5 separate regions of the Homo sapiens genome follow, and all the other regions are linked to region 1. A link is a contact called in ENCODE Hi-C or POLR2A ChIA-PET data. All regions are on one chromosome and are shown on one strand. The core of a region is the stretch at or near the end of the contact, and the rest is flanking DNA. Distances in the headings are between cores, read along the strand shown.

Evidence for each region. Hi-C counts contacts between places; a loop is a spot of excess contacts on that map. ChIA-PET counts read pairs that join two places held with the same protein, here RNA polymerase II (POLR2A). Pooled maps may share reads with other maps.
Region 2: a map of CD8-positive, alpha-beta T cell shows a loop between it and region 1 (6-fold over the local background). The contact joins the promoter of PPP1R11 here to the promoter of GTF2H4 in region 1. A Hi-C loop is called at or near these places in 1 of 168 maps with a recorded cell type or tissue (CD8-positive, alpha-beta T cell), 1 of 37 single-sample maps with no recorded cell type and 7 of 50 pooled maps. POLR2A ChIA-PET finds 5 or more read pairs at or near these places in 1 of 52 experiments (activated naive CD4-positive, alpha-beta T cell).
Region 3: a pooled map shows a loop between it and region 1 (6-fold over the local background). The contact joins the promoter of TRIM26 here to the promoter of GTF2H4 in region 1. A Hi-C loop is called at or near these places in 2 of 37 single-sample maps with no recorded cell type and 7 of 50 pooled maps. POLR2A ChIA-PET finds 5 or more read pairs at or near these places in 2 of 52 experiments (Caco-2 and activated CD4-positive, alpha-beta T cell).
Region 4: a loop to region 1 is called in a pooled map, with 7 times the contacts of the local background. The contact joins the promoter of NFKBIL1 here to the promoter of GTF2H4 in region 1. A Hi-C loop is called at or near these places in 4 of 50 pooled maps. POLR2A ChIA-PET finds 5 or more read pairs at or near these places in 2 of 52 experiments (Caco-2 and Panc1).
Region 5: a loop to region 1 is called in a map of CD4-positive, alpha-beta T cell, with 2.2 times the contacts of the local background. The contact joins the promoter of HCG17 here to the promoter of GTF2H4 in region 1. A Hi-C loop is called at or near these places in 1 of 168 maps with a recorded cell type or tissue (CD4-positive, alpha-beta T cell), 3 of 37 single-sample maps with no recorded cell type and 9 of 50 pooled maps. POLR2A ChIA-PET finds 5 or more read pairs at or near these places in 1 of 52 experiments (CD8-positive, alpha-beta T cell).

Annotation. Positions count from the first base shown.
Region 1 is chr6:30,906,796-30,909,456 of GRCh38, reverse strand. GTF2H4 (general transcription factor IIH subunit 4) reads right to left here and starts at 1,250. Exons shown (of 14, transcript NM_001517.5): 1 at 1,054-1,250; 2 at 284-423; 3 at 1-22. The coding sequence starts at 420.
Region 2 is chr6:30,065,866-30,068,526 of GRCh38, reverse strand. PPP1R11 (protein phosphatase 1 regulatory inhibitor subunit 11) reads right to left here and starts at 1,329. Exons shown (of 3, transcript NM_021959.3): 1 at 1,048-1,329. The coding sequence starts at 1,116.
Region 3 is chr6:30,212,089-30,214,749 of GRCh38, reverse strand. It overlaps TRIM26 (tripartite motif containing 26), which reads left to right and starts at 1,344. Exons shown (of 10, transcript NM_003449.5): 1 at 1,344-1,445. RefSeq lists a silencer at 484-666 and an enhancer at 125-1,013.
Region 4 is chr6:31,546,278-31,548,938 of GRCh38, reverse strand. It overlaps NFKBIL1 (NFKB inhibitor like 1), which reads right to left and starts at 1,331. Exons shown (of 4, transcript NM_005007.4): 1 at 1,188-1,331; 2 at 500-776. The coding sequence starts at 1,244. ATP6V1G2 (ATPase H+ transporting V1 subunit G2) reads left to right here and starts at 2,331. Exons shown (of 3, transcript NM_130463.4): 1 at 2,331-2,461. The coding sequence starts at 2,380. ATP6V1G2-DDX39B (ATP6V1G2-DDX39B readthrough (NMD candidate)) reads left to right here and starts at 2,091. Exons shown (of 13, transcript NR_037853.1): 1 at 2,091-2,461. RefSeq lists an enhancer at 2,298-2,661.
Region 5 is chr6:30,324,832-30,327,492 of GRCh38, reverse strand. It overlaps HCG17 (HLA complex group 17), which reads left to right and starts at 1,359. Exons shown (of 5, transcript NR_052012.1): 1 at 1,359-1,484. TRIM39 (tripartite motif containing 39) reads right to left here and starts at 566. Exons shown (of 8, transcript NM_001369521.2): 1 at 498-566. It overlaps HCG18 (HLA complex group 18), which reads left to right and starts at 337. Exons shown (of 3, transcript NR_102327.1): 1 at 337-1,342. RefSeq lists an enhancer at 1,887-2,530.

The DNA.
Region 1 (2,661 bases), core at 1-2,500:
CTTAGCCAAGGATGGGAGCTCCCTGTACAGGAACAGAGGTCAAAGGTTAGTATCAGAAGCTGCATTGTATCTGCATCTCTGCCCTCAATTACCTCTCAAACATCTCATCTCACTCCAGCACAACTTTACCAGTCCTGCTGTTTTGGCCTCCACACTTTAGAGCAATTTCCAACCCTTGCCCCCAGTCCCCACCCCGACTCCAGGCTGCTACACTTTTACCTATGATATTTTATTCCACTCCGCAGACCCCATTACATTTCCCTGCCATGAAGGGGCTTCTCACCTGAAGACAGCCAGACATGTGGCAGGGTGCCCATACAATCGGTCCAATACCCCAGGGCTCAGGCCCCCTAAGAATTCCTGCAGATTCCTGCATTGTAGGTGTACTCGGTTCAGTCCCCTTGAAGGGGTGCTCTCCATCACCTGAGGAATGCAAACGTCAGAAGTGCAACCTCACCATCCATGCCAGTGTCACCCCTGACCTTTCTAACTGATTCCAGATCCATCAGTCCCCACAATAACCCCACCTTTTCTGTGGTCTCCTTTCCCATGTCACTCATCTCCTCTGGTTTCTCCCAAACCTGACCAATCTCCCTCCCTTTCTTGCCTCCTCACCCTATTTCTGCCCTTCAACTCCAGTCTTCCCTCAATTACCAAGTGACAGAATTGTTAACTGTCCAGTGTTTGCAAGATCATTTTGTATTTCAATGACTTGTCTCATCTTTGGCTAAACAGGGACAAAGAAAATTGAGCCCACACCTCTCTCTTCCATCCCATCCTGGTCAGACCAGTCTACAAGCTCCAAATCTGCCCGTCCTTCCTATCTTCTATCTCTTAGCCCACTTCTGCTAAGTACGGCGGTAACCTCTCCCCTCCATGCTTCCCAAATCTAAAGCCACCTCTTTTCCCTTCCCAAGTCTACTTCACGTCATTCACCCTGACCCACGCCTTCCGATCTCCTAGCTTCTCCCTGCCTTCCTCTCACTCTTCGCCTCCCACTCACCTCTCTCTCTCTCATACCTCTGCCACTCCCGCCCTCCTAGGTCCCCTCACCACTCTGTCGATCCTCCTCGCGCACCCCGAGTCTCGGGCCGTCGCTTAATCGGAGCCAAAGTCTCGCATTGGCTCCTGGAGATTGAGGGAAAGATGGTGAAAAAATGCGAGGAAAAGATGGGGAAAGCAAAGAAAGATTTCACAGGCAAGAGCCCAGAATGGAGAATTCAGAAGAGAAGGGAGGTAAGGGGAGGAGTGGAAAAGTGAAGAGGATGAGAATAGACGCTGCACTCTCCGGGCGCGGGGGATGCTGGGAATTGGAGTCTTGCCTTTGCTCTCCTTAGAGCCGGCTGAAGCGCGTCTGACTACAAATCCCGAAAGGCACCGTGGGGAAGCCGAAAGGAGAGGAGCTGGCTTTTAATTGAGCGAGGGGAGACACCAGAAGCTGGACCAGTTGGTTCCGCGAAGGCAGAACCAACTCCGCCCACGCTGCTAACGGCGCGTGTAACCGGCTGGAGCGGGAGGCGGGTCCGGGAAAGTAGAAGTGCCTGGAGGGCTTCCTTGCGGAGGCGCGCTCTGGCGACTTGGTGGTGAGCCGAGTGAGCACAATTACTCCCCATAAAATTGGGATAATACACACTCCAGGCCGGGCGCGGTGACTCACGCCTGTAATCCTAGCACTTTGGGAGGCCGAGGCGGCGAATCACCCGAGGTCAGGAGTTCGAGACCATCCTGGCCAACATGGTGAAACCCCCGTCTTTACTAAAAATACAAAAATTAGCCGGGCGTGGTGGTGGGCACCTGTAATCCCAGCTACTCTGGAGGCTGAGGCAGGTGAATCGCTTGAACCCTGGAGGCGGAGTTGCAGTGAGCCAGGACCATGCCATTACACGCCAGCCTGGGCGACAAGAGTGAAACTCCGTCTCAAAAAAAAAGAAAAGGAAAGAAAAGAAAGAAAGCGTACACACTCTGGGCGGTTTCCACGAGTTAACGATTAACACGATCCAGTGCACCTTACTTGACCCTAAGTACTCAGTAAATCTTAATTTCTGCCTCCACCACTCCTCAAACCGTTTACTTAGAAGACCCAGATAAATACAGTTTTTAAGACACCAACTATTTGCTCTGATTTGATTTATGAACCTACTACAAAAGTGGAGGTCTTCACCCAAACCCAGAACTACACGTTTCCCCAAATTCCTATATGCAAATTTTGTTATTCCCACCTTATAGACTGGAAGACTGGAGCCCGGCAAGATTAAGAAATTTGCCTGCAGCCTGGCGAGGTGGCTCAGAGCTGTGACCCCCAGCTACTTGGGAGGCTGAGGCAGGAGGATCGCTTGAGACTAGGAGTTTGAGGCTACAGTGAGCTATGATCGCACCAGCCTGGGTGACAGAGGGAGACCCCCATTTCTCTCTCTCTTTTTTTTTTTTTTTTGAAACGGAGTCTCTCACTCTGTCACCCAGGCTGGAGTGCAGTTGCATGATCTCAGCTCACGGCAACCTCAGCCTCCCGGGTTCAAGCGATTCTCTTACCTCAGCCTCCCAAGTAGCTGGGACTACAGGTGTGTGCCACCACGCCCGGCTAATTCTGGTATTTTTAGTAGAGATAGGGTTTCAACATGTTGGCCAGGCTAGTCTCAAACTCCTGACCTCAGGTGACCCACC
Region 2 (2,661 bases), core at 80-2,579, 840 kb after region 1:
CAGGGAACCTCCTCTCTTTTCTTCTTTAGCTCAATCAGTACCATAGGCATAGCACCAGAGGAGCTGACAGAAGATAAAACAGAACAGGTCTTTTACCTCAGATAGTCCCTTGAGGAATAAGTATTATTTCCTGTTCTTATACCACCAGTATAAGAGAAGACACAATTCCTAACCTAGGAAAGGTCCCAGCAACTCTTCAAAGGAAAATATAATCCTTGCTGTTTCTCCGTCTTCCTCCCCAAATCATCCTTGGTAGTATTAATACATGAAAATTATTTTTCAGTCCCCAGCACCTAATCTTTGATCTCCCTTCCTTTTTCCAGATCCCCTATTCTTTTTCTCTTAAAAAAACAAACAAAACCTCTCTCATTCTCAAGCTCCAGCCCTCCCTACCTCTTATCCACCTATTCTCTGGCATCCTGGCATCTCTAGTAGCAAGTATTACTAATCTATTAATTACTAAACTTCCTTTAATCCAAGAGTATTAAGCCCAATGCAACCTTCTCCCTTTGAAGGCAACTTAACATGTTTTTGGATAAATACTTCTTGTTTCTCCATTTACATCTTTGCTCTCTGATTTCTCAAAATACCTCTTTTCATCTCCTTTTCTTGTTTCCTCATTCCTGCCACTTCCTTTTACATTCATCCATTCAATAAATATTTATTCGAATATCAATATTGATAATATTGATAAGTTGGCCTCCAACCATGCTTTCTTACACTACCTTTGATTTCCTCCCAACATCTTCCTGGCTCCTTAATCCTCAATTTCCCTTTCGTTTATTACTTACACACATAACCACCCCAAGCAGCAACACCTATATCCTAACTGTACCTCCCTATTACAAGTTCCTTGACCTGCCTCCTGCACCATCTCTGCCACTCCAAATAGCTCCAATACCTTCCGATTCTCCCAGCCCTAGATATTCAACCCCACACCTCCCATATCCCTAGGCCTAGCTCCTCCAACAACTCTTCTAATCCCTGTCCCCTCCCTCCCAGTATCTCCCAGACCCCTAAACAGCACCGCCCCCCCGCCTTTCTCACGGGCTCGGTTGTCACGGTAACCGTTGTCTCAGTGACGGTCTCGCTCAGCCCAGCCCCTGCCTCGGCCATGGCTAAGGCTCAGGACAGGGAGGAGAGGAGGAAGGGGGATGAGACACCCTTCCCTTTTTCTGTCGCTGAGGTCTAAGAGAAGCGGTATCGGATTCAGAGTGGTAGCCAGGATCCTCCACCTTCTTTATTCCCCCTCCTCCTGGGCCTCCGCTTCTCCACCCCTGGGGATAACCTGGCTAACCCCACTTCCGGCTCGCCGCTTCCGGGTGTGACGCATACTGCAGTCCCCCTTTTTCCCTTCCACGGCACCAAATGCGTCAAAGCGCAGGCGTCGCTGGATTAGTTCCGCCGTAACGTGACAGCGCGCAGGCGCTGAAAGAAAGAGAAACAAATTTGGCGGAAGGGGTGTCACTGCGGGTGTGGGTGGAGGAGGGAGAGTCTGGGGCAGCACGCGTACTCACAGCCTAGAGGAAGCAGGAGGGGCGCCCAGATGGGTATTGCCGGGCCAGACGCTGCAGAGTGGGTGTGGCGAGGGCGGAGTTGTGTGCACCAAGCTGAGTCCTGCTGCAGATTTCCGTTTGCCTTGTCTGGGTAGGTGGACCGGCGAGGAAGCTTAAGGAGCAATAGTAATGACCCTACCGTGGCCTATTTCCCTTTCCTTGTTTGGTCTGGGTTTCTCTAAAGAAAACGGGAAGTGGGAGCAGTTGGAAACACACTTAAGAGTCAAGCGATGTGGTTCTACCCCTCGCCCTGTGCCTGTAGGTGTTTGAGCAGTTCAGTTTAGTGCACGTTCAACGTCAGTTTTTTTCAGTCACTGTGCTACGCCTTGAAGATGGAGGCGCGTAAGACGCTCAGACCCTGCCTTTTAGCTCTAGTAGGAAAGACAGGCATGCTGAAAACTAACAAAAATATGAAACACTGGGGCATTAACAAATGCCATGTCTGATTTGTAAATCTGAATGTAGTTACATACTGCCAACATATTCGTTCTCTCTGGGGTGATGAGTAGGATGAAGCAGAGAAATGGTCGTAAATTACAGTATAGGCTATTTTATAAAAATATATGCACGTTTCTTAGAGAGCAAAAGAAAGTGGTAAAACAAGAACCAGGAAGGCCGACAAGTAGGTTTTTTTAGAAGAGCAGCTTAAAAAGTTGTAGATGTGTGCACTACAGGAAATGGAGTTTTGTACCGCTTGGATCTGAGGGAGTGCCAGATGAAGCTTGACAGGTAGGCAGTGGTTATATGGAAGAACCTGTATGCTTTGCTAAGAAATTAAGCTTAATCCAATCACTGTTATGGGCCAGAGAAAGGCTTAAAGTAGGGTAGAAACATGAACAGGTTTGTTTCAGATTTCAGGAGTGGGTCAGGAAAGTCAACTGCCAGAACAGTTCAAACGTACAGTGGGGAAGACTGCCCTGCCCATTCTCCAGGTTGCTGTGGGGGTCAAACAAGATAGCTATGTTTGAGAGCTCTGAATATATATAAAGGGCCACACAATTATATGATAATTATTACAGTAACCCCTTGATCACTATTTGAGCCAAGGAATGCGGGACCTGAGTATGCATTTGTTCCCCTTGAAAGTTTTTAGTTCAAACAGAAA
Region 3 (2,661 bases), core at 95-2,594, 690 kb after region 1:
CTCAGCCCGGAGGGGCAGCGTGAGTTATACTGCTGGACAAAGGGGAAAAAGACAAAATGCTGGGCTGGGGTAGAAGGGAAGGACGCGGGTGTTAAATGTGGGCGTGGTTTCTTCTGAATGTCCCACCCACTCCACTATACATTGCTTAAATGCAGTGCAAATTTCCCTACCCCCAGCGGAGGAGGGGTGAAGATTCAGCAGGTTTTAGGGTCTAGGACCCTGAGCTCCTCCATTCATGAATACCCAAACAACTGTAGCCCACCCTCTCACCACTGCCTAGGCGGACGACCAGTGTCCCCAGCTAGATCTCTACCCTTAGGAGCAGGGCACTGGCTGACCCGGAGAACCTGCGCCGCCTCTTCTCAGCCTGCTGCCAGCCCAGTGCACGAGCTGAATGCCGCTGCCGCCTGGCTGGCCGGGAAAGACGGGGATCTTGACGCGGCGGCGCCTGGGACACGGCAACCGCAGCACAGGGCATGGCCCTGCGGCTGGACCGGACGCGGCGGCTGCAGGCAGAGCAGGAAGAGAGCGCAGGCTGGGCAGCGGCGTACGCTTCGGCGACGTCAGCTTCCGGGGCCGTGGACGGGGGCGCGCCCGAGCCTCCTGGAAACCTCCCCACCAAGGACCTGGGGAACCCAAGTCTCGGCCCGCTTTGTAGCCTCTGGTTTCTAAATTCAGCGTCGAGGAGCGAAAACAACCCCCCTGAACTGGGCCCAGACCCTTAAGCTCCTGGAACCTCAGTTTTTCCTTCCGTCGAATGGCGACAATGGCTGTCTGGTTGAACGTTATTTTACCTAGGAAGTAATAATTTTCGTAAATAGGTCTCTGAGAGTATTTGCTTGCTAAAATCCTGCTTTGTCCTGGAAGCAAATTTAGGCCACGTTAGGGGCGGGGACTTCGTATTTGATGTTGAGCACCTGGCGAGCGCCACCTTCGCCTCAAAGCGCCCTCGGACCCTGATCCAGCATAAGGCCAGAGTTGGGCAGTGAGGGGTCTCGAGAGGTGGAAAGGGGATTATTGCCCTCTCAAGAGTCCTACGTAGGTGACTCCTAAGCCTTAGCATTTACTCCCTTAGACCGTGTAACAGGCCACCCCAATTACGCGCCAAACTCAGGCTGCGGCTCTTGGCGCAGCCTCGGTCCCGCCTGATTTCAGTTTCCATTTCGCTGCCCCTGGTGCCCCACCGCCCGCGGCTGTCTGGGGATTTGCCCGGTGATCAGTGACGTAAAAGAGACTAAGGTTCCCATTGGATGGCGAAGTTCGGCAGGAGCCAATCCCGGGGCTGGTCCGGGAGAAATCTCGGCGAAGGGCCCCGAATAGCCGGGAGATTACGGGGCGGGGACGAGCTGTCGCGCTGGTTGCTCGTGCAGGAGCGGGACCCGGAACAGACCGCCGTGAGAGAGGAGGGGTGCCGGCCGGGATTCGCGGCCCGGAGCTCGGGACCGGTGAGTAGGGGGTGCACATGAGACATACAGCGAAGCAACAGTCTCGTACGCTCACCGGGTTTGGGGCGACCCAACGCAGCCGCCGGGCCCGGGTTCAAAACGGGGCCAGGCCCCCGGGCGGGCTCAGGAGGGGGTCAAGTTCGCTGCGTCCTCCCTGCCAGCCAGATCCCTCCTGTTTGCTTGTCCTTACATTCTCCCCCTCCTCTTGGGTCTTTCTCGCTTTCTGGTATCCTACTCAGACTCCCATCCATTCTAGTCTGCGGAACCAGAAGTAAGCGGGGCCTGGATGACCGTCCGGTTGCTTGGAGCCTGGTAGATAGGCGACTAATCCAGCTCCCTGACCAAAGTGTCATGCTTTCTTTCTCTTTCTTTTTTTTTTTTTTTTTTTTGTTCGGAGTAAACCGGTTTAGCCACAAATACTTGGAGCTGTGCTTTCACTCCTTCCAGCTCATTAGCATTTTTCTTACTGATTTTCTCCCTATTTGGCCTTAGAAAAAAAGTGTAAATTTAACTCTGTGGAGTAAATGGGAGGGACACACTTCCAAATCTCCAGTAGATTTCAAATTTTGACCCACGATTTGTGTGTACTTCAAAAGAGGGGAGAATGACATTCGTTTATGCATGCCTTAACCTCCTGTTTTTAACTCTTAGCTGAAATCATAATCCCTAACATGTTTTTCCCCAAGTTCAAAAAAATCACCTTTAAAAAAAATAGGCTTTTTATGTTTCAAAAATTGCAATTTTATTGTTTAAGTAGACTTTATTTCTTACAACACTTTTAGATTTACAGAAGAATTGAGAAGATAGTACAAACTTCCCACATGCTCCAAACCGGATCCCCTGTTATTAACATCTTACCTCAGTGTGGTACATTTGTTGCAGTTAACCAATATCAATACATTATTATTGACCAAAGTCCATAGTGTGTTCAGATTTCCTTAGTTTTTACCTCAGTACTTTTTCTGTTTCATGATCCCATGGAGGTTACCACATTACATTTAGTTGTCATGTCTCCTTATGCTCCTCTTGGCTGTGGGAGTTTCTCAGACTTGTTTTGATGACCTTGACAGCATTGAAGAATACTGGTCGTGTATGTTGTAGGATGCCCCTCTATTGGAATTTGATGTTTTTCTCCTAAGACTGGGCTTATGGGTAACTGGGAGGAAGACCACAGAGGTAGATTGCCATTATCATCCCATCGTATCAAGGGCATGTA
Region 4 (2,661 bases), core at 82-2,581, 640 kb before region 1:
GTACTCACCTCCTAAGATTGTTGTGAGGATTAAATGTGTTACTTTATAAGAAATGTCTGGCACATAGCAAAGGTTGTTATTATTTTAATTTTTACACATGGGCAAACTAAGCCTCAAGTAACCTGTCCAAGAATACGTAGCTATGAAGTGTGGAGCTGGGATTTGGAGCTGGGGTTTGAATCCAGGCAATCTAACTCCAGAGCCTACCTTCTATGCTACTTTTTGGCTACGAGCAAACAATCTGTCAAGAAACAAAGTAGCTACTAATCTAAACAGATGTGAAATTTGAAGACCAGTTGATCTTTGGGGAATGTTGGGTTCTTCAGACAATGGTAGCTCAGTAATGTAAAGGGACAAATGACAGCCACATGCCAACTTGGTTAACTCCTTCCCTAGGTCCTGATGACCAAATAACCAGCTTATTTCTCAACTATTGGTTGGCTTTCATTTCAGGTCTGGTCAGCTGCTTATGACCTTGTTCCCCACTGAGCAGACTCACCATCTGGGCCCTGGCGGGCAGCAGCATGCAGTGCCGTGTCCCCATGGCGGTCCTGGTGGGCAGGGTCAGCCCCGAGCCGAAGCAGCAGGCACAGGGCAGGGGCATCGTGGCGGGCACAGGCCCGGTGCAGTGGTGGGGGCTGCCCAGCATCTACATCGAGGCCTGGGTGTCGCTGGAGGAGGGCCTGGGCCCGGACCAGCCGTCCTGCAGACAAGTAACGACGAAAGCGACGTTCTCGGCGTTGGCGGCGGGAAGTGGAGGCCATGGAACTCTTGGGCTGGGGAAGGAAAAAAGGCAGCAGTCAGGACTTCAGCCTTGGCTGGTCCTTCTCCCTCCATCTCTGACATCCCCTGTTGTTTCTCCCTTTGGTTCCGTCTTTTTTTAATATCTTCAGCAAGAGATGAGGCCTAACCTAACCCTGATCCTTTATCAGATGATAGATTTGAAAAAAAATTTTTTTTGAGGGGGGTGATAGGATCAGAGGTTTAATTTTTTTAATGTAAAATTCGAGAAAAGGGTAAATAATTGGTTTAAGGCTCAGGAGCCCAGGTAAATTTTTAATTTTTAACAAAGAACTTTAAAAAAACCCAACAGGGCCGGATGGGGAAAATTTTTATCAGCAGAAATCTGAGTTTTAAAAAGTCACAGATAATCTCCAATAATGATCTAGAAATTGAATATCATGTACCCGGCAGACAGATGTGGAGGCTTCTTCCTCTGGAACCTGGGGGGAGGGGTTACTCATCAGACCTGCCCCCGCCCCCCCAAGTACCCCCAGAGCCGTAGGCCCAAGGCCTGTGTTTAAGAAGCTCGGAGACGGGAGGCGGGAAGGGCGGAGACACTCCAGGCTGGAGGAAATGGCGCAAGCAGAGACGCAGGTGGAGGACGGAAGTGAACTGTGAGGGGCGTTACCGGATGTCGTTCCGCCCCGACCGGGTAGTTCTTGGCCAGATCTCCCAGGGGAAACTAGGGAACTTAAATTAAAGGGGCCGTCTGAAACCAGAAGACTGGACTGGAGGCGAGGAAAAGGAGGCGAGGGGAGGGGAGGGAGAAAAGAGAGTTATTTGGAGGTTTTTTCCCGCCTCCTCTAACTTGGCAGAGAGAGGAGATGGTTCAGTGATGGACGAAAAGATGAGAAGACAGAGAAAATAGAGGAGATAAAGACAGGATAAAAATCACATTAAACATGGAAAACAAAAACAAAAACCACAGTGGGACAACAACAGGGACAGATCAAAAAAAAAGAAAAAATACAGACAAAAGACGGAAGAAGACTATCGTAGGATGGGGCAAGTGAGATGCAAAAATTTGGACTTGAGAAATATGTAGAAAAAGATGGAGATGTTAACAACGGGAGGCAGGGGAGGGGGCGGGATGGTGGAGAGAGAGAGAAAGGTAGAGAGTTAGTTTAGAATTAAGCCCAGAATGCTCTTTTCCCAACACAGGTTGCATGATGACATCCTTACCTTTTCACCGCATTCACAACCCTTTATGCTTCCTCTGTTACCACCAATCAAGTTCTCCTTCTCTCACCTCAGTACTCCCCCGTCTCCGCCCCTGCCTCATCCCTAGACCTTTCCGACTGGGATGGCTAACCTGTTGTAAGCCCGCAGCTTTGGGCCTGGTCTCTGCTGCTCCCAGGCGGCCCCTTTGGGTACTGCCTGAGCAAGAAGTGCTGGAGAGGAGGACCAGTCATCAATAGGAGGATGAGATTGGGAGAGACACTCGGTGCAGGAGGCTGAGTGAGCAGGGGAGCACTAAGACCCAGGGGTAGTGGAGGACTGCAGCAACGAGCTGGAGGAGGAGAAGTAAGCGGTGGGGGGTGGGAGCCATCTGGTACTTTGACAGCATTCAAAACAGCATCGGCCATAACAACAGAAATGGCCAGTCAGTCCCAAGGTATCCAGCAGCTTCTGCAAGCTGAGAAGCGGGCAGCTGAGAAGGTGGCAGATGCCAGAAAGAGTGAGTCTCCTCTTTCCTCCCTTAGGAGTTTGGAAAGAAAATTGGGGGTGGGGGACAGCAAACATTTTGGGAAAACCCAAGGCTGGCGGGAAGACAGACAGCTAGGGTCTGGAGGCTGGTTAGGAGGGAAGAAATGGATGGATATTAGAATCTGGCACCTGGTTGGCTGAGAGAAGGCTGTATAACTTTCTGGAAGGGAC
Region 5 (2,661 bases), core at 110-2,609, 580 kb after region 1:
AATCTCATTTTGTTTCTACCACTGTTCAGGGTCCCACCTTGCGACCCTCTCCTGAGAGGTTGTCCACAACTCTGTCCCACCCCCGTTCTCCATCTTCTTCCGCCAGATCTGGGGCTGGGGCATTGGAGAGGGGAAAGAGGAAACGTCGTGGCTGGCAGGGTAGGAAGGGATGCGTGTCCAGGTGAGAAAGAGGTGTGACGTGCAGATGGGATGCCCGCCGCTATGACGCTGCCGAGACCCGCGGTGACTGCGTCAGAGTTTCACCCGGGGAGGTGAGCAGCAGCGGGACGGGGGAACGGCGGGGTAGCCAAGCAACGCCGGACGCGCTGACGTCGCCGGGGCGGCAAAACGTCCGCCCGGGCCCGAGGCGGGCGGAGGCAGCTGTGGTTACGTGCGGGGGGCCGGTGACGCAGTCGCGGGGCGCTGGGACGCGGCTTGCGGAGCCGGCCGGCGAGCGCAGGCCCCAGGCTCGGGCGCGGCGGCGGGACAGCACCTACCTTCCCGGCTTCGGGTCCGGGAGTGCGGGGCGCGGAGCCGCCGGAGCGCTGCCTCCCTCCTTCCTCCTCCCCTCGCCCCCGCCCCGCGGCGCGACACACAATACTCGCCGGAAGCGGAAGCCGCGCCGAGGCTCGTGTCAGTGGAAGCTGGGGTGTCGGCGGGCGGCCGCGGCCGGGTCTAGCGGTGCCTGCGGAAGAAGGAGGAGGAGGGCTGGCGATGAGAAGCAGCAGGGGGAATCAAGGGCAAGAAGGGACCCAGAGGGGCAGGTGGCTGAGATGCTGGCGTCCAGGTGACCCGAGGAATCCTCTGGAGATACAGGCCCGCGCATGCGCGTGCTCGAGCGCTGAAGCCCATTGCCCGCAGGGCGCTGGACTGGCGCCCCGGCCGGCGAGGCTGTCTAGTCCAGGCTCCAGGCCCCGGCTCTGGCCAGGCGCCGCCGCCTCCCGGTGCAGCTGAAAGTCGACGAAGAGGGCGGGGCGGGGGCGGCTTGTGGACTTCCACACTTTTCCTCTCTTCGGGCCAGTCTGGGGAGAGGGTGGCTAGCTGTGGCGGCGGCCAATTACGTGGCGGACCTGCGGGGCTAAGCTGGCACGTCACTTCCGACTAGTGGAGTTTTTAGCCTTTTAACATTCAAGGATTAGGTAAGTTCTCCCCGCGGTAGACTTCAAATACTCTTTGTCCTGCCCCTGCTTGGCGAAATTTACCGAAATTATCTACCTATCCCGCTGGAGTGGGAGCCGGGGGAGAGCTGGAACCGCGTCTCTGCTGCTCACCTTTGTGTCCTTAGCTCCTTCGCATGGGGTCCGACCGCAACACGTGCGCTGGATAAACGCTTGTTAACTGGGTGAGAGCCAAGGCCTGTTCTTTCCACTTCTGGGGCTGTGACTTGAGTTTCTCCGCAGGAGCAGATAGTGTTTGTGTAGGGACTGCGGACTTTTGCATTACAGCCTCCCTGCTTTGCCCGCCTGCTGCTGGAAGCTTAGCAGGTCAGTGATTTTGGAGGAAGTGGGTGAGGTGATGAGGCTGGGGAAGAGTATGCTGGGAGAGGTGTGAGGGGCCCGGGAAGAGGTGATGGGGCTGGGGAGGGGCTAGTAGTGGGTAGAGGTGTGAAAAGGCTGAGGAGGAGGGGTTAGTGCTAGGAGGGGTGTGACACGGCTGGTAGAAAAGATAGCTTGCTCCGCCTCCCCGCCGCCAGCACTAGTCATGGAGAATATTCATTGAAAGAGATGAGCAGATTTTGCTGTACTCTCCTCGGTGAGAAAGGGCCCTAATTTCCGGTGTAAATTGTGCTGCTGTTTACAAACACCCTGCATTATTTAACCTCTCATCTTGGGAGCCAGAAACTATTTACTTGCTGAAAATATAATCCAGTATCTAAGGTATAAAGATTTGGGATCACACATGCTAATTACAGTTGTCTACCTTTACTGTTCCTTTTTTTGTGCCAAGAATTGAAGAAGATTAAATTTGAGAAAATTACATTTGATACCTTTTTTCACATTGCTATGTAGCCGTTAGGGATTTTAGCAGCAGCACTTGTTCTAATTCACAAGATGTCTCACTTGTAAGGGTAGTTTGAAAGCCACTAACTGGGCAGTGAGCCTCCTTAGCCGTGGCTTCGGAGGGAGAGAGAGATTTGGTTTTGATTTGTTAATTTGTGGCGCTTAAGATGTTGATAGCCCTCCTTTCTGGCTTTCTGTTTGTAGATAACCAGGAGGAATGTGATTAGACTAAGGAAATTAACAAGAGGAGGTCCAGTTCTAAGGACTGTGAAGAATGTGCTTGCCTAGAGACTGATATTAAGGGGATTTTATGCTGAATATGGAAGGAAAAAAGGGAGACTGTCTAGGTAAAACTATAAAATTATGAAGCGCAAGTAGTATGACATATAACAGGGCTTGGCAAATCTTTGCTGTAGAGAGCCAGAGAGGACATCTTTTTGGCCTTGTGGTCCATACTCAGCTTTCTCCTTGCAGTATGAAAACATCATTAGACAGTACTAAATGAAGGCTGGGCGCGGTGGCTCACGCCTGTAATCCTATCACTTTGGGAGGCCGAGGCGGGTGGATCACCTGAGGTCAGGAGTTTGAGACCAGCCTGGCCAACATAGCGAAACCCTGTCTCTACTTTTTAGTAGAGACAAAAATTAGCCGGGCGTGTGGC